3 separate regions of the Homo sapiens genome follow, and regions 1 and 3 are each linked to region 2. A link is a contact called in ENCODE Hi-C or POLR2A ChIA-PET data. All regions are on one chromosome and are shown on one strand. The core of a region is the stretch at or near the end of the contact, and the rest is flanking DNA. Distances in the headings are between cores, read along the strand shown. Region 1 overlaps DOCK10 (dedicator of cytokinesis 10). Region 2 holds the start of IRS1 (insulin receptor substrate 1). Region 3 overlaps DOCK10 (dedicator of cytokinesis 10).

Evidence for each region. Hi-C counts contacts between places; a loop is a spot of excess contacts on that map. ChIA-PET counts read pairs that join two places held with the same protein, here RNA polymerase II (POLR2A). Pooled maps may share reads with other maps.
Region 1: a loop to region 2 is called in a map of CD8-positive, alpha-beta T cell, with 2.1 times the contacts of the local background. The contact joins the enhancer-like site here to the promoter of IRS1 in region 2. A Hi-C loop is called at or near these places in 1 of 168 maps with a recorded cell type or tissue (CD8-positive, alpha-beta T cell). POLR2A ChIA-PET finds 5 or more read pairs at or near these places in 2 of 52 experiments (activated CD4-positive, alpha-beta T cell and activated T-cell).
Region 3: a pooled map shows a loop between it and region 2 (2.7-fold over the local background). The contact joins the enhancer-like site here to the promoter of IRS1 in region 2. A Hi-C loop is called at or near these places in 2 of 168 maps with a recorded cell type or tissue (CD8-positive, alpha-beta T cell and naive thymus-derived CD4-positive, alpha-beta T cell) and 3 of 50 pooled maps. POLR2A ChIA-PET finds 5 or more read pairs at or near these places in 1 of 52 experiments (activated T-cell).

Annotation. Positions count from the first base shown.
Region 1 is chr2:225,024,339-225,027,745 of GRCh38, reverse strand. All of the region lies in intron 1 of DOCK10 (dedicator of cytokinesis 10), which reads left to right. Among named protein-coding and RNA genes, the nearest start is that of MIR4439, 16 kb to the right of the region's middle. Within about 2 kb of position 1,370, at least 5 of the 41 ENCODE cell types and tissues checked have a DNase peak (open chromatin) inside an H3K27ac peak, as active enhancers do; they include CD8-positive, alpha-beta T cell, where a contact is called at or near this core.
Region 2 is chr2:226,797,582-226,801,266 of GRCh38, reverse strand. IRS1 (insulin receptor substrate 1) reads left to right here and starts at 1,447. Exons shown (of 2, transcript NM_005544.3): 1 at 1,447-3,685. The coding sequence starts at 2,529. It also overlaps a transcript of RHBDD1 not described here. RefSeq lists silencers at 1-118, 1,079-1,148, 1,169-1,588, 2,579-2,628 and an enhancer at 3,359-3,685.
Region 3 is chr2:224,955,524-224,959,292 of GRCh38, reverse strand. The region is part of intron 1 of DOCK10 (dedicator of cytokinesis 10); the gene reads left to right. Among named protein-coding and RNA genes, the nearest start is that of MIR4439, 53 kb to the left of the region's middle. RefSeq lists an enhancer at 1,156-1,545. Within about 2 kb of position 1,597, at least 6 of the 41 ENCODE cell types and tissues checked have a DNase peak (open chromatin) inside an H3K27ac peak, as active enhancers do; they include CD8-positive, alpha-beta T cell, where a contact is called at or near this core.

The DNA of each region.
Region 1 (3,407 bases), core at 121-2,620, 1.8 Mb after region 2:
ACAGTTCCACAGGCTATACAGGAAGCATGGTGGCATCTGCTTCTGGGGAGACCTTGGGGAGCTTTTAATCATGGAGGAAGGCAAAGGGGAAGTGGGGCGTCTTACATGGCAGGAGCAGGAGAAGGAGAGAGAGGGAGGGGGCACTACACACTTTTAAACAACCATATCCCTGTGAGACTCACTATCATGACCACAGTACCAGGGCGGATGGTGTTAAACCATGAGAAACCGATCCCATGATGCAATCACTTCCCACGAGGCCCCACCTCCAACACTGGGGGTTACAATTTGATATGAGAATTGGGTGGGGACATAGATCCAAACCATCTCAAGGATCAAGTGATAACATGCTTCAGAGTTTTGAAGCTACATCCGTGTTCATTATTACAGTGGTCATCGGGCCAAGGAGAGTGCTGTCCAGTTGCCTCTGTGCTCCTGTGCCTGGGCGTGAACATCTCAGAATGATCTCACTGTGATTCAGTAGACCCTAGACTGTCACGAAAGGTGACTAGTGGGGCCTGGTCTGGGTGTGCAGGCGAGGTCTGTGTAGGGCTTTGTCTCTGACCAGGCCTCATCATTTTGTTTAGGTGAGAATACATTTCATCCATGACGGATCTCAGACCTACAAGGCTCTGTACTTCTTTCTCCATATATTCCCTAGTACTGTGTACTGAGGAGCCTGTGGGAAGAACCACGTGCTCTATGTACGGGGCCTGACAAGCTGACTATAAGTTGTGTATGGGGACTCAATCATCACTACTCTGAAAGATAGTCTGAACCATTTAACACAGGCATTTGATTCAAAAAGACATCTTTGATTCATCAATAAACAGAGATTCACTATATATCTGGTCACAGAAGAGTGGATCAAGTATTATTCAATATATTTTCAATCCATGGAACAATTTGAGGAAAAATGGGCTTTTAATGTTAGGATGTACAAGGGATCTAATCTTAGACCCCCTTCTCTCTGCCTTCCCCACAAAACCCCCCCTAGGTGATTTCACCCTTTCACACATCTCTGAGCTCTGCCCATTGATATCTCTGTCCTGAAGTTCCTCAATTACTTCAAACTCAACAGGATCCAGATCTAACACAGTTTCTTGCTTCATAAATCTGCTTTTCTTATTTCCTGAGTTGTATACCTCAGTGGATCCAGGAAATCTCAAACTAAAACCATGCTCAATTATTTCCACCCCTGGCCACTCCACATCAGTTCATGCTCCAAGTACTGGCAAGGCTACCTCCTAAATATTTCAGACAGCTCCCTGACCTTAGTGATTTATGTAAGTCACTCAGTATTTCTTCCCCAGACAGTGTTTTGCAATGTCCTTGTGGTTTCCTTCCAGCCTTCTCACTAGTTGTCTTCCTGTCTCTCCCCAGGCAACTATCCACCCTCCATTCTGCCTGCATCTTGTGAACACACAGCTTTGATCATGATATAGCCCTGCCAGAATGCTGCTAATGTTCTTGATTATTGCCCTCAGAGGATTACATCTCACTTGGTTTCAGCCTACCTTTCTGGCATCTAGCTTCACTTTCTAGTATTCTCTTTCCTCCAACCTTTGCCACACTTCAGCCACTCAAGCTTCTGGGCATTACCCAAGGATGCCACTCAGGCCCGTGCCACCAGCTACCCAGAGGACACTTCCTTTTTTCTCTTCTTGTTCGGCTCCTGCTTGCCTTTCAAGACCCAACTAATTTGCCCCTCTTCTGTTACCCTCTTCTGAGTCCACAGGCAGACTTAGTCTCTTCCTCTTCTGTATTTCCATAACACTTCTTGAATACCTTAATTAATTTTTATTGTAATTATTTAGTTATTATCTCATTGCTTCCAGACAGAGAGTTTTATAATAGCTTCATAAATGATTCTTGGTTAGATGGATGGATAGATGTATATGCATATGTATGGTTTTTAAAAAATGTTCTAACCATAACTTGTCAATTTTGAAAGGGTAATGCATTGCAAATATTGTAGTAAAAGGGGAGCAGTATGGCATTATCCTCCTTTTTTTTTAACTGAAGGGCTTTGAATATTACCTAGCCTTGGAAACAAGAGCCCAGGCATTTCGGTCCAATGCTTCTGAGAAAATGTAACAGGTTCAGGGACTTTTTAAAACTAACCATTTTAATTATTGCCTTTCATGAAATGTGATTGTGAGGAAAATTGCATTCTAGGCCCATGATTTCTTTATTTTTTAAAATGCACAACCTATCATTTCTCATTGGAATTTTTAGCTGTTGAACATTTCTACCATTTCTAAATATTTTTTTCTAGTTGTGGTGAGTCATATTAGATTGTGCATTAGATTTTTTCTGAATTATCCAGTTTGCTGAGGGAAATATGGAGACATATTAAAATGTCCCATTGCTAGCATGGAACACCTTGGATCTAGGAGTTTCGAACTCCAGTGTCCTCTTACTGCCTGGGTCAAAGGCCCAGGGACCACCTTCAAGTACCCCTTATGCAACATCTTCCTTTAAGCCACAGCCCTTTAATTTGGTCTTTCTCCTGCCTACAGGACTCCTTCACGATTCTTACTCAGAATTCTTCTCACTCGATATCTCCTCAAGAATCCTTCCCTGATCTCCACCAAAGCCCAGAGAGCTTGCATTGCACTGGGCACCTGCTTAATGTGGCAAATACTTGTTTTCTACTTTTTCTATAAATGAGTTCCTAGAACGTTTATTTACTCCTTAAAGAATACAAATAAAATTAATTTTATGAAATACACATGACCAATACCTTTGCAGACCTCCGTCAGCTTCTCCCTTTCCCAAGTTCATCCCTTCCCTGTGGTAACCATGAATCAAAATGTTTTTTTGATTTTTTTTTCTTTTTCTTTTTTTTCTTTTTGAAACAGAGTTTCATTGGTTGCTCACAGTGGAGCACAGTAGCGTGATCTCAGCTCATGCAACCTCCACCTCCCTGGTTAAAGCAATTCTTGTGCCTCAGCCTCCTGAGTAGCTGGGATTACAGGCATGTGCCACTATGCCCGGCTAAATTTTTTTTTTTTTGTATTTTTAGTAGAAATGGGGTTTTGCCATGTTGGCCAGGCTGGTCTCAAACTCCTGGCATCCGCCCACCTCGGCCTCCCAAAGTGCTGGGATTATAGGCATGAGCCACCATGCCTGGCCATGAATCAAAATGTGCTCAATGTTTGCCTGATTTTCTTTTCTTATTTTGAAAAGCATTCATATTTGTAAAACAATTGTAAAATACAGTACAAAGAATATCATATACCCTTCCTTCAGATCCCCCAAATGTTAACATTTTGCCATACTTAAAATTTAAAAATTATTCATTCTCTCTCTACACATACAAAGAATACTATTTCTTTTTAAACATCTGTGAATAAATTTTAGACATGATGCCCCTTTACTTCAAAATATATTTCCTAAAAGAA
Region 2 (3,685 bases), core at 198-2,697:
GGGAAACTCGCTCCGCCCCTCAGCCGCATTGGGCCGAGGCGCGCTCCCCCGCGGCCCGCCGGGTCCCAGCCACTGAGCATGCCCAGCGCCTCGACTGCTGAGTGCCCAGCCAGCATCCTGCAGTGCCTGGGAGCCTGAGGCCGAGGAGGGTCCCGGCGTAGTAAAGGGGCGGCAACCCCAAACGGGCCAGGCATCAAAATGAGACAGCATTAAACCGAGTGACATCTCTGTGGGTCCTTAGTGCCAGGCGAGCAAGCAGGGACAAACTGCTTGTTTATAGGTCGGCTTAAAAAATAAAAAAACTCTGGGGAGCGTTTGTTTGTGGGGAGACTGATACCGCAAGGTGACCCTGAAAGGGGCGCTTCAAGTAGACCCAGGCTGCTGATCTGGTCCACTCATGAAGTAACCATTTTCCTGTACAGTTGAGCTGGCACCATCCTTGTTTTCTCCCTGTTATCCTTGTGGTCAAGGTTAAAAACTTATAGGGTGGTTCAATGGGTGTGGGAGCTGTGTGTGAAACAAACATTTCAGCCAATATTTGCACAGTAGGGTTTTGGCCTTATGAACCCTCTGAAGGTCCCTAACAGCTTTTTAAAGTCACGGATAGACTTCGGAATATGATAAGGGACCTCTCATTTCCCCTCCCCCATGCCCTCAGCCTTAGGTGTGAGTCCCCCCGTCACACGGATGGGCAAGGGGAGCAGGAGAAAAGGTGATATTTACATTTTCTCCCTACTTGATCAGCAACTAATTCCACAGCGCCGGACGTGAGACACTTCCTGGGGATCCCTGTTCTCCTTTTGTAGTGACCATAACTGCCCCCAGTCACTGCCCTTGGGCGTCCCTCTGTTCCTTCCAGGTACCTCACGGCAGCAAATCTGGGGATCCCAAGGTGGAAGGCTGGCCCAGAAGTCCTTTAGAAAAACCTTAAAAAATACAGATCCCCTCACCATGGCCTATCGCCCTGAAGCCGAAATCTAGCTTTTAAATTTCCTGGGGGAAACAGCCTTGACTAGAAACCTCCCTCCCGTGGGTCAGTCTTACCTGATAGGTAAGAGGCAGCCCAGCTCCGGCGCCCCCGCCTCCCCCCGGCCTCCCACTCGGGGCTCTGTAGCCGCAGTGCCCCCCCGTGGCCCCCCACCCTCACTCCTGCGTCTTCCCGAGCTCGCCCCCTCCCGTTTTCCCAGACTCCCCTCGTGCTTTCGGGTAGCCACCCAAACACCCCCGCCTGCGCCCGCCGCGGGGATTCCTGCGGGCCGGGGGCGCCCCGGTTGGCGCGCGTGTAGGGAGGCGCTGCGCCGGAGCTGGCGGCCGCGCAGGGGCGCTGTCCTAGCGCTGCGCCGGGGTCGGCGCGGGCGCCGCTGCAGCACGGCTGGGGGGCGGAGAGGGGCGGGCGCGGGGCGGGCTCGGCCCGGAATGTAGAGACCCGGGCGGGAGCCTCCCGGCGGCGGCTGCCCGGCTGCCGAGCGCGGAGGCTCCGTCACGTGTTTTTCTCCTCCGAGTGAGACGGCGGCGCGGTCGGAGGGGGCCGGCGCGCAGAGCCAGACGCCGCCGCTTGTTTTGGTTGGGGCTCTCGGCAACTCTCCGAGGAGGAGGAGGAGGAGGGAGGAGGGGAGAAGTAACTGCAGCGGCAGCGCCTCCCGAGGAACAGGCGTCTTCCCCGAACCCTTCCCAAACCTCCCCCATCCCCTCTCGCCCTTGTCCCCTCCCCTCCTCCCCAGCCGCCTGGAGCGAGGGGCAGGGATGAGTCTGTCCCTCCGGCCGGTCCCCAGCTGCAGTGGCTGCCCGGTATCGTTTCGCATGGAAAAGCCACTTTCTCCACCCGCCGAGATGGGCCCGGATGGGGGCTGCAGAGGACGCGCCCGCGGGCGGCGGCAGCAGCAGCAGCAGCAGCAGCAGCAACAGCAACAGCCGCAGCGCCGCGGTCTCTGCGACTGAGCTGGTATTTGGGCGGCTGGTGGCGGCTGGGACGGTTGGGGGGTGGGAGGAGGCGAAGGAGGAGGGAGAACCCCGTGCAACGTTGGGACTTGGCAACCCGCCTCCCCCTGCCCAAGGATATTTAATTTGCCTCGGGAATCGCTGCTTCCAGAGGGGAACTCAGGAGGGAAGGCGCGCGCGCGCGCGCGCTCCTGGAGGGGCACCGCAGGGACCCCCGACTGTCGCCTCCCTGTGCCGGACTCCAGCCGGGGCGACGAGAGATGCATCTTCGCTCCTTCCTGGTGGCGGCGGCGGCTGAGAGGAGACTTGGCTCTCGGAGGATCGGGGCTGCCCTCACCCCGGACGCACTGCCTCCCCGCCGGGCGTGAAGCGCCCGAAAACTCCGGTCGGGCTCTCTCCTGGGCTCAGCAGCTGCGTCCTCCTTCAGCTGCCCCTCCCCGGCGCGGGGGGCGGCGTGGATTTCAGAGTCGGGGTTTCTGCTGCCTCCAGCCCTGTTTGCATGTGCCGGGCCGCGGCGAGGAGCCTCCGCCCCCCACCCGGTTGTTTTTCGGAGCCTCCCTCTGCTCAGCGTTGGTGGTGGCGGTGGCAGCATGGCGAGCCCTCCGGAGAGCGATGGCTTCTCGGACGTGCGCAAGGTGGGCTACCTGCGCAAACCCAAGAGCATGCACAAACGCTTCTTCGTACTGCGCGCGGCCAGCGAGGCTGGGGGCCCGGCGCGCCTCGAGTACTACGAGAACGAGAAGAAGTGGCGGCACAAGTCGAGCGCCCCCAAACGCTCGATCCCCCTTGAGAGCTGCTTCAACATCAACAAGCGGGCTGACTCCAAGAACAAGCACCTGGTGGCTCTCTACACCCGGGACGAGCACTTTGCCATCGCGGCGGACAGCGAGGCCGAGCAAGACAGCTGGTACCAGGCTCTCCTACAGCTGCACAACCGTGCTAAGGGCCACCACGACGGAGCTGCGGCCCTCGGGGCGGGAGGTGGTGGGGGCAGCTGCAGCGGCAGCTCCGGCCTTGGTGAGGCTGGGGAGGACTTGAGCTACGGTGACGTGCCCCCAGGACCCGCATTCAAAGAGGTCTGGCAAGTGATCCTGAAGCCCAAGGGCCTGGGTCAGACAAAGAACCTGATTGGTATCTACCGCCTTTGCCTGACCAGCAAGACCATCAGCTTCGTGAAGCTGAACTCGGAGGCAGCGGCCGTGGTGCTGCAGCTGATGAACATCAGGCGCTGTGGCCACTCGGAAAACTTCTTCTTCATCGAGGTGGGCCGTTCTGCCGTGACGGGGCCCGGGGAGTTCTGGATGCAGGTGGATGACTCTGTGGTGGCCCAGAACATGCACGAGACCATCCTGGAGGCCATGCGGGCCATGAGTGATGAGTTCCGCCCTCGCAGCAAGAGCCAGTCCTCGTCCAACTGCTCTAACCCCATCAGCGTCCCCCTGCGCCGGCACCATCTCAACAATCCCCCGCCCAGCCAGGTGGGGCTGACCCGCCGATCACGCACTGAGAGCATCACCGCCACCTCCCCGGCCAGCATGGTGGGCGGGAAGCCAGGCTCCTTCCGTGTCCGCGCCTCCAGTGACGGCGAAGGCACCATGTCCCGCCCAGCCTCGGTGGACGGCAGCCCTGTGAGTCCCAGCACCAACAGAACCCACGCCCACCGGCATCGGGGCAGCGCCCGGCTGCACCCCCCGCTCAACCACAGCCGCTCCATCCCCATGCCGGCTTCCCGCTGCTCGCCTTCGGC
Region 3 (3,769 bases), core at 348-2,847, 1.8 Mb after region 2:
TACTGTTTTTGCCTGAGGTCACTCAACCTATCAGCGATAGATGTTGAATACAGGCTTCCTGATGCCATCCAATGCTCTCCTCACTGTGAATGCAGTGAGATGCACTCTGCCTAAAAGAAAAAAAGAAATGGCTTATCATGGCAGTCTCCACTCTGTAGTTATGGGCAGTGAGAAAGAAGAAGTCAACACAAATTCAGAACTGGTTCCTGAAAATATGTTCCCTAATGCCAACCAAAGCAAGAAGGATGCCAATTTTAAATGCTGCCAAAGATCTTTTGATGCAGTCTAGGTAGCGGATCTCCTTCCCAATCTATGATACCCTTGCAAAAGAGAACAAAGTCAGATTAAATGTCTCTTTGTCAGTGTACTTTAATACCTTTCCGTGGCCTTGGAAATTTATTCAAAGGAAAAAGAGGAAGACGGGGAGAAAACAAAGTGCAATACTCTTTTCTGCTGTTCACAACATCAAATTGGTAATTATAATGTTGGTATTTGCCACATGCCAGTAGGAGATCCCGCACCGTTGAAACATAAAGAGGATACTGTTTATTGCTCTGGGAATTTACAGTCCCGCTTAGGCAGAAAAGTAACCATGAAAAGTTCTTTTTTTTTTTTAAACATATGATATTGGTTAAAACTTGGCTTTCTTAACTTCCTTGGAATTTGAGTCTTCTTTGTGGGATAAAGGGAGATGACAGAAATAGGATAATTGGAACCTTTTGTAGTTGTGCACAGAGGGGATTTAAAAATGAAATAGCCAGTGTTGCAAGACACAATGAGCACAAAGAGGTCAGTTGTGGAAGGAGTGAGTGTGCAGGGGAAGAGAGGCTGTTTAACCTAATTATCCTTATCCAAACCAAGGGGTCTTCTGGCTACTCCCTTCCTTTCTGAAGCATCCTATTCCTTTCACTGCCACTTTCGAGGTGCCCTTTTTGTGCCCGGAGCTGGTGCCCTTTTTGTGCCCGGAGCTCCTCCTCCTAATGCTCAATGCATGAGCAGCTAGGATCATCCTGCACTCATAAACCATACACTGTAGCAGCGCAGCTCAAGATGACCTCAACACAATTACTTTATAATCCAACTTACAACTGACATCCACTGAGCATTTTATTATATTCCACACATGGCGCTAAGCACTTCACCAATATTCTATTAATAAGCCTCACAACATCTAATAAAGTAGATACTGTGGTTATCTTTATTTTGCAGATAAGGAGACTCATTTCCAGAGAGGTTAGGGAAGTCACCCAGAGGTACCTGGCAAGTAAGTGTGAAGGCCAGCACAGTGGTCTTACCCACAGTGGCCAACACCACAGTCCCAATGACATGCTTTCATGCTTGAAACGTGTATCCTCATCCCCAATTCCTTGGGCCTTTGCCTAGGTGACCAGTTTGCCTCTTCTGAGATAATATTCTAAGTTATTGAAGATTATAATGGGTTTGTAGCTTTTCCAGGCAAGTGAAGCTGCATTTTAATAGAGACGTCCCAGAACAGAAACAGAAACCTAGGCTTATGCACTAATTTGAATAGTGGTGTTTTGAGACATGTAGAGAAGTGAAAGAGGGCACTGATTTGAAGGACAGTAGGTCTGAGGTTCTTCCAAGCAAGTCAGCTCGGCTTTCAAGAGGTACTAACTCTGGTCCAAAGAGAAATCTCCACCATCTGCCAGGAGATCCCTGGCTCTGGAAGCCATCATCAAGGAAATACTGGATTTGGTGGCTCACACCTGTAATCTCAGCTACCAGGAAGCTGAGGTGAGAGGATCTCTTGAAACCAGGAGTTCTAGACTAGATTGGGCAACATAGCAAGACCCCACCTCAAAAAAAATTAAAATGAAAAAAGGTGTGATGATACACATTTGTAATCCCAGCTACTCAGCAGGCTGAGGCAAGAGAGTCATTTGAGCCCAAGAGTTCAAGGTTGCAGTGAGCTATGATCACACCGCTGCACTTTAGCCTGGGTGGCAGAGTGAGACCCCATCTCCGAAAAACAAAGCCGGGGGGGGGCGGAAAGTAAAAACTAAATACTAGATTTAGACCTAGGGTTGGGGAGAGATTTTTCCCTGCCCTCCCCCAAGAAGTTTTGGCAACTTCTGAGGACCTCAGTGGCTGTCACAGATGGGCACAGCAGAGGGCGGGGAGTTTGCTACTGGTATCCATGGGTAGAGGCCAGCCAGGGATGCTACAAAACATCCTGCAATACAAGGGACACCCCCACACACAAACAACAAATGATCAGATCCAAGATGTCAATAGTGCTGAGTTTAAGAAACCCTGATTTAGACAATACCTGAGGGACATGACAAGCATGACCAGGTTTACAAATTCCAAGCACAGCCGTGGCCAGTGAAGAGGCTGGCTTTATTCCAGGGTTTTCTCCTCCATTTCCTAAACATGCGGTGTGATCCAGCTGGTTAGTTAATTCCACCTGACTGAGTATACATTAGGAAAAGAGAATATTTGATTTTATAAATGAGATCTCCGTGCAGTATAAAAATAGTTTGTGTTGGGAGGTAGTGCCACAGAGGGCACTATTATATGATTTTCTGCCTAAGAAAACTATTAGGTGAACCAGCTTCTGAGGCATTGTTTCTCAAAGTGTGGTCTGTGTAGTGTCTTTAACAGGCATCACTTCGATGCTCTTTTTTTTTTTTTTTTTTTTTTTTTCTGAGGTAGCGTCTCGCCCTGTTGCCCAGGCTGGAGCGCAGTGGTGCAATCTCGGCTCACTGCAACCTCCACCTCCGAGGTTCAAGTGATTCTCCTGCCTCAGGCTCCTGAGTACCTGGGATTACAGGTGCATGCCACCATGCCCAGCTCATTTTTGTATTTTTAGTAGAGACAGAGTTTCACCATGTTGGCCAATCTGGTCTCGAACTCCTGACTTCAAATGATCCACCCACCTTTGGCCTCCCAAAGTTCTGGGATTACAGGCATGAGCCACCGTGCCCGCCAATGGATGGTCTTTATAAAGCCAGATTACTAAACCCCCCAAATGAGAGCTACTGAGCTCCTGGTTAGGGTCAAGGAATCCACATTTTAAACAACTTATCCATGTGATTCTTACAAACACTGGAGAGTCTCTTCTCTTGGGGTTATAGTAGTAACTTTCAAAGTCCTACTATTGTCCAGGTCCCAAATCAAGTCTCAGTGCTTGTATGAAGAAATCCTGCTTCACCTTGGCCAACACAATGTTCTCCTTTGTTTTCAGATGCTGCAACCCATATTCTTCATTTGTCACTTCGTTTCTGCCTTTTGTGTTTTATGTGTACCATCATCTCCCCACATGGACTGTGTATAGTCTGTTCTAATTCTCTCTTATCATTGATTCCTGGCACTGGACAGACACGAACAATGTTTGACAGAGAGTCATTCTCATAAACTAGATTAAATACATATGGGTGCCCTTATGAGAGGTATCCAATTCTTGTTTCTCTGCTATTTCAGTTCTTCTTGTTTACCTAGTGAGGTGCAGAACACATACCCAGAGGTTAATTTGCCCTTTAATTGGGGACCTTAACTACTGGACTTCAAAATGTCAAGAATTTACTGCAGTGTGCACAACTAAATAAAGGAAATTCAACAATTAGTTATCTGCAAAACACAAAGTTCTTGATTGCAAACCCAAGACCCTACCATTATTCTCCAATTTCCACAATGCAAGGCATTAAACACTTAAATCAAAGTATTGTATTAGCTTTATCTCCTGGTGGAGGCCTTAAAAGACACAAATGCATTACGGTGCCATTAAATAAGTGGTTTGTGGAGTCGA